Linked DNA regions of Homo sapiens: region 1 is linked to region 2. Evidence: chromatin contacts called from ENCODE Hi-C or POLR2A ChIA-PET data. All regions are on one chromosome and are shown on one strand. Each heading gives the region's core, a stretch centred on a gene start or an enhancer-like site at or near the end of the contact. The rest is flanking DNA. Distances are from core to core; before and after follow the strand shown. Region 1 has its middle 2.7 kb from the start of MIR29B2CHG. Region 2 holds the start of IL24 (interleukin 24).

What was found. Hi-C counts contacts between places; a loop is a spot of excess contacts on that map. ChIA-PET counts read pairs that join two places held with the same protein, here RNA polymerase II (POLR2A). Pooled maps may share reads with other maps.
Region 1: a pooled map shows a loop between it and region 2 (8-fold over the local background). The contact joins the enhancer-like site here to the promoter of IL24 in region 2. A Hi-C loop is called at or near these places in 1 of 168 maps with a recorded cell type or tissue (gastrocnemius medialis) and 4 of 50 pooled maps. POLR2A ChIA-PET finds 5 or more read pairs at or near these places in 1 of 52 experiments (A549).

Annotation. Positions count from the first base shown.
Region 1 is chr1:207,823,456-207,827,355 of GRCh38, reverse strand. No RefSeq gene overlaps it. Among named protein-coding and RNA genes, the nearest start is that of MIR29B2CHG, 2.7 kb to the right of the region's middle. RefSeq lists enhancers at 1,297-1,416, 2,963-3,012. Within about 2 kb of position 1,300, at least 25 of the 41 ENCODE cell types and tissues checked have a DNase peak (open chromatin) inside an H3K27ac peak, as active enhancers do; they include gastrocnemius medialis, where a contact is called at or near this core.
Region 2 is chr1:206,895,907-206,899,337 of GRCh38, reverse strand. It overlaps IL24 (interleukin 24), which reads right to left and starts at 1,895. Exons shown (of 7, transcript NM_006850.3): 1 at 1,723-1,895; 2 at 1,462-1,607; 3 at 1-18. The coding sequence starts at 1,505. LOC105372879 (a long non-coding RNA gene) reads left to right here and starts at 3,220. Exons shown (of 2, transcript XR_007066836.1): 1 at 3,220-3,344.

The DNA.
Region 1 (3,900 bases), core at 51-2,550, 930 kb before region 2:
CTTTTCCTGTGCTGTATCTTGGCTTAGCACTTAGTAGGTACTTAATAAATGATTTACCTCAGGTGGTAACCAAGCGCCTGTTGTCCACCAGCTCCCAGGGAGTGAACAGAAATGCCATCTTGCTGTGGACTGGGCCTGTCAGTTCCACCTGAGACCAGATCGCTGCCAGATTTATCTAGAACATCCACTCTAGCTCTAGATAACAGAGATTGGAATGTGTCCTCTGCACAGCTTCCCTGTCTGGAGAGCGAGGTAAAGACCTAGACCCCGTCGAGTTGGCCCTAAAGAGGAAACAGGACAGGGAGGCCGGCATGAAGCCGGCATGAAGACTGCTTTTCTGGCTGTTGCCTGCCGAACTGGAGTTTGTGGCCGGTACACAGTGCTTGCATTCCACACCCTGAACAAGGGCGGGTCAAAGTTCAGCTCATTCCCCTTTAAAGAAAAAAATTCTTTGTCTTTGGCATTTCGAAGTTTTGACCCAGATCAGTCGGAGGCCACGGAATGCTCATGAAGTCTGGAGAGTTTGTTTAGTTCCTGAGTCCGGTAGCTGCCGAGGAGCCAAAGAGAGCCGGCAACCTGTTGGGCTTGAGCTGAAGCCTTGCCTTTTCAAGTTTGTGCTGGCCTGGCCTCCCCAAGCCTCTGAGGGTGAGTAGAAGGAGCCAGCACCTTTTCCCCACTCTGAAGTTATCTTTACCCCCTGAAATCAAACACTGCATGCAGCACCCTGTAAAACTGCTTCCTTGTAGGCTCGAGCGTGCTTGCTAAGTAAACATCCTCCCATGTTTTTGGAACTGAATTCATTTCTGCTTCCTGGTCATCCCATTCGGGTTTTTTTGTTCTTGGTGCCTTGTAGAATCAGGTTAATAGAAGGAAGACCTAGAATTGGGCAGAGGTACCTAAAATGACTGTTTTAATCCTGCCTCCTCCAGCCTCCTCATATAACTGGCTGTTTTCCACCGCACTCAAGGTTCCCTCTTTCGGCTTAAAGCCCCCCTCTGTCTCTGTACAGGAAAAGCCTCTTCCTTCTTTCTTGCCTATTAAATTCTCCACTCTTTAAAACCACTCCATGTATGTCTGTGTCATTTTATTCAAACCGGAGCAAAACCGAAAACCCTAGTGTTCTTCCAGTCATCAAAGCCGTACCAACGGGGTCATGGGAAGGAAAAGATTTAGAGGGAAAATGAAAGGAAACAAAGCCTTGCTGAACGTAGTGTTGTCATAGGTTTTTGCGAGTCATAGTTGGTTCATGCCGCACCCCTGAGATGGGGACTTATCTTTGCAGGGACTCAGCTTAGTTTTGCTGCGGTCATAGACTACAGTCGGCCTCTGTACAAATTCTGTGGCTTTGTAGGTTCCTCCTGTGACCCTGCCTCGCTTTCGCTTCGTCTCTCATGACTTATTTGCCTCTTCTCTCACTTCCACCCACCCGTAACATCCCCATCGCCATGGCAGTGAGCAGCCACGTCACTCACCAAGTTCATGGGGTGATGGGCCAGCTCTGTACCAAGCCTACTTCCCTCTAGTTCTGCCTCCTGAAGGAGGAGGCTCCCTGGCAGAGCTCAGAGCCCTTTGTTTATTTGATCCTGGGCTCTTGGATAAATCAGGAATGTCCTGACATGAACTTAGGCATGTTTTTCTTCCATGGAGAAGGAAACTACGGCAAATGGGATTTAAGTAACCAGAGGACCTTTCTGGGGGACTTGCTTTAGTGCCATCAAGGCCACGTTCCTTTGGTCATCAGACCAGTAGGTAACTTCTTTATTGGCATGCTCAACCTTGGAGCCCAGAAGGTGTGAATTTGAAGCACTTTCCCCCCTGCTGGGAGCCTGGCACAGATACTCTGGTCTTCTTTTAAAACTGTGTAGTGCCATGCTTGTCTTCCAAGTGGTCCTTCTTTCTGCCGGATGAAACTTTGGCCCAGAGTAGTTGCTTGAAGAAGGCTGCCTGGGAAGCAGATATGGGATAAGGTAGCTGCCTGGCCTCGCATTCTCATTCATCTTCCTGGAAGTTGCAAGGTTCTTGATGTCATAGACTTCATAAGTTACCTGACCCAGGACCTGAATATCTCACTCACTTCTGGTCAAGTCTAGGCTCATATGGTACAACTGGTTGTCGGGAACCTTTCTGCATTCTTTGGATGTAGCAGTGTGGGAACCCAACACTCCCTTGGTCTATCTGGGTATGTAGGGTCTAGTGATTTAGTATCTCAGTTGTTCTTGGAAGCATTTTTGCGTCTGGGGGGAGGGGCAGGAAAATGTTGGGGGCTCTTTGCTTGCTGTAGTGGAGACCTGTGAGTATCCAAAAACAACCCCACTCCATCTCTAGATCATTGGTGGACCACCCCTTCCTGGAAGAGTTTCCAGGAGTGTGGACATCCATGCATGAACATTGTGGAGGGGTTGGGGGTCGGCTCGTGGATGCTCATCTTGCTTGACTGCCCATGCTGGAGAGGAGAACCCAGTCATTGGCCACTTCAGGTCCAGGCTTGGCTGTTGCTCTGTTTTGCTGTTTTTCATGTTGTCAGATCTTCTTGGGAACAAATGACTCAGCAACCCAAATCTCTGAGACTGTGTGGCCAATTACTTGAAAAGTAATTGAACGTATTTACCTAGGCCCTAAAATTTTGAGCCCAGGAAGGATGGATATCCAGACTGGTTTTACTCTGGATTCTTCAGGCTGCAGTTCAATTTGGTTTTTCAAATTCCTGCCCTGATAGAAGGATCTCATGTGTGGGGTAGGCAGGCAATGTTTTAATTACGCTTTTTGTCCTTAAGAAATTCCAGGGAGAAAAAGGTCCTGGTTTTTGGCCAAAAAGGCAAAAAACAACAGAAATCAGCTATGACTGTAATCCTGGACTTGTCTGTGGCACAAAGAGTTAATGGGACAGTGGTCAGGGTGAGGAACATTTTTTCTCAGGGCTGGAGAAGCCCATATGGCTCAAGAAAACATGTTGCAACATTTAGTACAGGGCAGCCCTGTCTGGGCACTGGGGGCTGCCACTCAAAGAGTTAAGCTACTCTTATGCCTGAGAAGGCCTCAGGGAAGGAGTGAGCCTGAAAGGACAGGGACCTCTATGCCCCAGAGCAGTGAGGTGCAGGAGGGGTGAGGTGGGAGGGTGTGAGCTGAAAAGTGTGGCCAAGGAAGCAGAGTGTAGGCCCAACTTTTTTTGCCTTGTTTGACCAGCCTTGGCACTGCCCTCCGGCTCTCCAGGGGAAAAGCTGCAGTTCTGCTCTTGCAACACAAGGAGCAGACTGGAGAATTTAGATCTGCGTCACAGAGCTGAGAGAGAGAGAGAGAGAGAGAGAGAGAGAGAGAGTGAGAGAGCGAGCGAGCAAGCAAGCTCCGTCGATAGGTCTGCTAGCAACAGCCGTGCTGCAGCAGAGAGAGAGAGAGAAATCAAGAAACAAGTCATAGCAACACCGGGCACCAGGTTCTGCCAGCTCACTTGCTGAGCGTTCAGAGATCTGTCAGGGCCAGAGGCCTCTGGGTAGCCTAGGCTAGGAGATGACACGCAAGGTGGCACGGGCGGTTCCCGTGGGGAGGAGGTGGGGTGGTGGTGGGGGGCAGGGGTGGGAGCAAGAGGTTGTGGGGCGACGGTGGAGGGTTTGATGGGACCAAATTCTGGAACATTCGGGACTGCGGCACCTTACGGCGGGACCAAGATTTGGGTCTGCGCAGGCGGCGATGGGTGGTCCGACGGGCTTCAGGACTTGATGGCGTAACCCCCTTCTTCCCCCACGTATGTATTTGCTGGGATCAGGGGCGCTGTCTCTGTGTATGTGGGTGCTCTGTCTTTCTCACCTTCTTTCTCGATTTTTGCTATTTATTTCTCTGAGGGAGGGTTTTTTCCCACTTTAATTTCTTTTCCCTAGTGTCAGCTGCTCAAGCCTGACCAGGGTA
Region 2 (3,431 bases), core at 646-3,145:
AAAGGAGGGCAGAAGGGTCTGCTGAAAGAAAGGGAGGCAGCCTGTGAGGCCGGCCCTCTGACCCAGAGTTACATGCCCTGGGAAAATGCTCCGAGGGTCTCCCCGGGCCAATCTCGAGCACTCTCCAATGGGCAAGTTGAGACTATTGCAAACCGGCAGCCTTGCTAAGGTGCAGTGGGGGTGAAGCAGGGGTCTTTCTGCCCCTCAAACTTAAGGCCGCTCGTCTTGCCATCTGTCCACCTGCTCTTCCCCACCTTGCCCGTCCACACCCACACGCCCTGCACCTCCTCCTTCTCCATCGCAGTTCTCTCTAGCCTACAACCTGCGAGTCAGAATTTGACCCAGAAGAGTGGAGAAATGGGAGGTTCTAATGTGCCACGTCTGGGGAGCCCAAACCCAGGAAAACAAAGAGCTGAACTAGACATGTGCTTATCCAAGTTCTGCCCTGAAGCCACTAGGCACACATAGGCTGGCAGGTCTTTTTCTCCTCCCCAGGAGACGGCTGTCCCTCACTCCTCATCACAAGGGAGCAAGGGGTTAATCCTGGTCCCAGGGAGGGGCACAGAGGGCAGGTCAGGGTCACACACAGACTATGCCACCTCCACTAACCACTCACTCTTGAGTCTAAAAATTCACTTTTTTTAGTAACCAAATGAGAGAGAGGCATCAGATTTCCAGATGAATCATCTCTAAAGCCTTCCTCTGAAGTGCCAGTTGGGAAGGACTGAGTGAAGAGCCTCCAAGCTGGGGAACCTAACGCCATTATGTATTTATTATAACTGATGCAGAGAATTTCTTTCCCCCTGCCTTCTTTGCCCTTTGTCCTTTCCCTCCCTCTCTCCCTCCCTCCCTCCTTACCTTTCTTTCTTCCTTCTTTCCTCTCTCGCTCCCTCCCTTTCTTACTTTCTCCCTTTCTTTCGTACTTCTTTACACAATCATTTAAGAACCTTTCTTACTGCAGGCACTGGTCTGACACCTAAAGAAACTGCCTCCCACCCCTACACCGGGAGGAAGACCAGAGAAGACCCGGTTCTGCTGGTACCTGGGCTAGGGAGGCGGCGACCCCTGGGTTATGGGTCACGGGGGACGGGGGCTATGCTTTAGCATCTCCCTCAATGTCTTTTCATTCTGTTCTTTCAAACTCCACAGGCTTTTTTTTTTTTTTTTTTTTTTGACAGAATTTCAGTCTGTCACCCAGGCTGGAGTGCAGTGGCATGATCTCGGCTCACTGCAACCTCTGCCTACCAGGTTCAAGTGATGCTCATGCCTCAGTCGCCCAAGTAGCTGGGATTTTTGTATCTGAAAATATCAAAAACACATGCCCAACTAATTTTTTTTTGTATTTTTAGTAGAGACAGGGTTTCACCATGTTGGCCAGGCTGGTCTCGAACTCCTGACCTTAAATGATCTGCCCACCTCAGCCTCCCAAAGTTCTGGGATTACAGGTGTGAGCCACCGCACCTGGCTAAAGTCCACAGGCTTTGCAGCCTCTGTTGAAAATTCATCTCTCAGTCTCGTGTTCCTCCTGGCCTTCCTCCCAAGCAGCCTCAATTCTTCTTGGTGTTAAATTGGCGAAAGCAGCTCCTCATCACAGTCATGTCTTGTCCCTACATCAACACTCAAAAAAATTGACTTCTGCTGTCCCCACCTTGACCCCTTTTCACAAATAAAGCAGAGGTCTAGTCCTTCAAAAAAAAGTAACCAAGAATCCCCCATGCTCACCTCTGGTCCTGTAAGTGATGCTTGAGGGCTGGCTGCCTGGAGGCAGCTGGTTCTTTTTACAGAAAAGTTAGACAGGCACCTTCACCATTCACCAATCAGAGGCATAGCTGTGGGTGGAAGGTTCCCGTCCCAGCCGTGGAAGTCATTTCAGAAGTAAAGGTTTGCAGGCAAGCAAGGCTTTGTGGAGATTTGGGCATATATATGGGGGCTGATGGGGGAGGGGTGGAGGAAAAAGAGGGAGGTGGAGAAAGGGAAATTGGTCATGCTTTCCTAGAGAATTACTTCATTGCCTAGTCACCCATCACTTTAAGGACAATACAGCGATGGGGAAAGCAGCCCCTGAGGTGAGATGAGACCTGGGTTTGAGTTCAGGCTCTACCACTGGCTGTGTGGGCAGGGGCAAGTCTCTTAGCTTCTCTGCGCTGCAGTCTCTGCATGTATAAATTTTTAAAAAATTTGTCCCACCTCCCCCCAAGGGCAAGTGTAATAAACAGAGGCAAAAACAACACAGAGGTGCTTGGTAAACTCTGTACACATGTAAATACATTATTACTGTGCAGCATACACCAGTCTCCTTCCTGTCAAAATAATTCAATAATGATGCCCTATTCATGCTGGGACAGTAGTCCACAGCGAAGAAATAACCTGTAAGTACCTCTCCTTTAATCCATCAGGGCCAGGAAGTTGAGGAGTGTTTCCTGACATGCAGCTACCCATGGTCCCTAGGGTTATAATCACTCAACCAAAATGTGCCTCTCCTTAGGTTCTGGAAACCAGGAAGAATAAGGAAATGTACGCATGGACAAGCCCAGAAAGCTGGGAGGCCTGGTGCTCTGGTGGGCTAGTCTTGGCCTGTGTGGCTCTGAACCACTCAGGGGACACAGACAGCGTGATGTGTCAAGACTGCCAGGGCAGTCAAGAGCTCTGACCCTATCTCCAGCTAGCAAGGCACTCAGCTCTAGATTCTACCATGTGCCCAGTGAGGGCATCAAGCAGAGCAGTGTTTCCCAAAGCACAGTCCTCAGACTCTAGGTTTGAGGAATTCTTGTCTTGCAAGATCCTCCATGAAACAGATGAATCCTAATGAGGTCAGTTAGAGAGCCCTGGCATGTGCTAGCCCGTCCTGGAAATGTCTGATGCTTCTTAACTCTGTTTAATCCAGCATTTCCCATAAGTATTTGCCCACATCCCTGAGGAATACATTTTGGGAATCAGGGATTGGCCAACTGTAGGTCACAAGCCAAATCCAGCCTGCCACTGCTAAGCTGAGAATGGCTTAACCTTGCGACCTAAGAGTAGTTTTTACGTTTTTTAATGATTGGGGAAAAAATCAAAAGAAAGACATTATTTTCAGGTTTCCGTATCCATAATAAATAAAGTTTTCATGGGGTCACATATGTTTGTTGACATATTGTTGCTAATTGCTTTCGTGCTACAGAGGCAGAGATGAGTAGTTGTGACTGAGACCATATGGCACACAGAGCCTAAAATAGTTCCTGTCTGGTTCTTTACAGGAAGAGTTTGCCCAACCTGGGTCCAGGCATGGGAAACGGGAGTAGGAATGTGACGTGGGGGACAGGATAACTGCCTCCAGCTCAGTGGAGATGAAAGAAAAGAGGAGAGTGAGTAGAACACACCCTTGGCAGACTCTTCCCAATCTCTCTGGCACCAACACCCCCTCCCTCCATCTCATACTCAGTGTTGTTTAT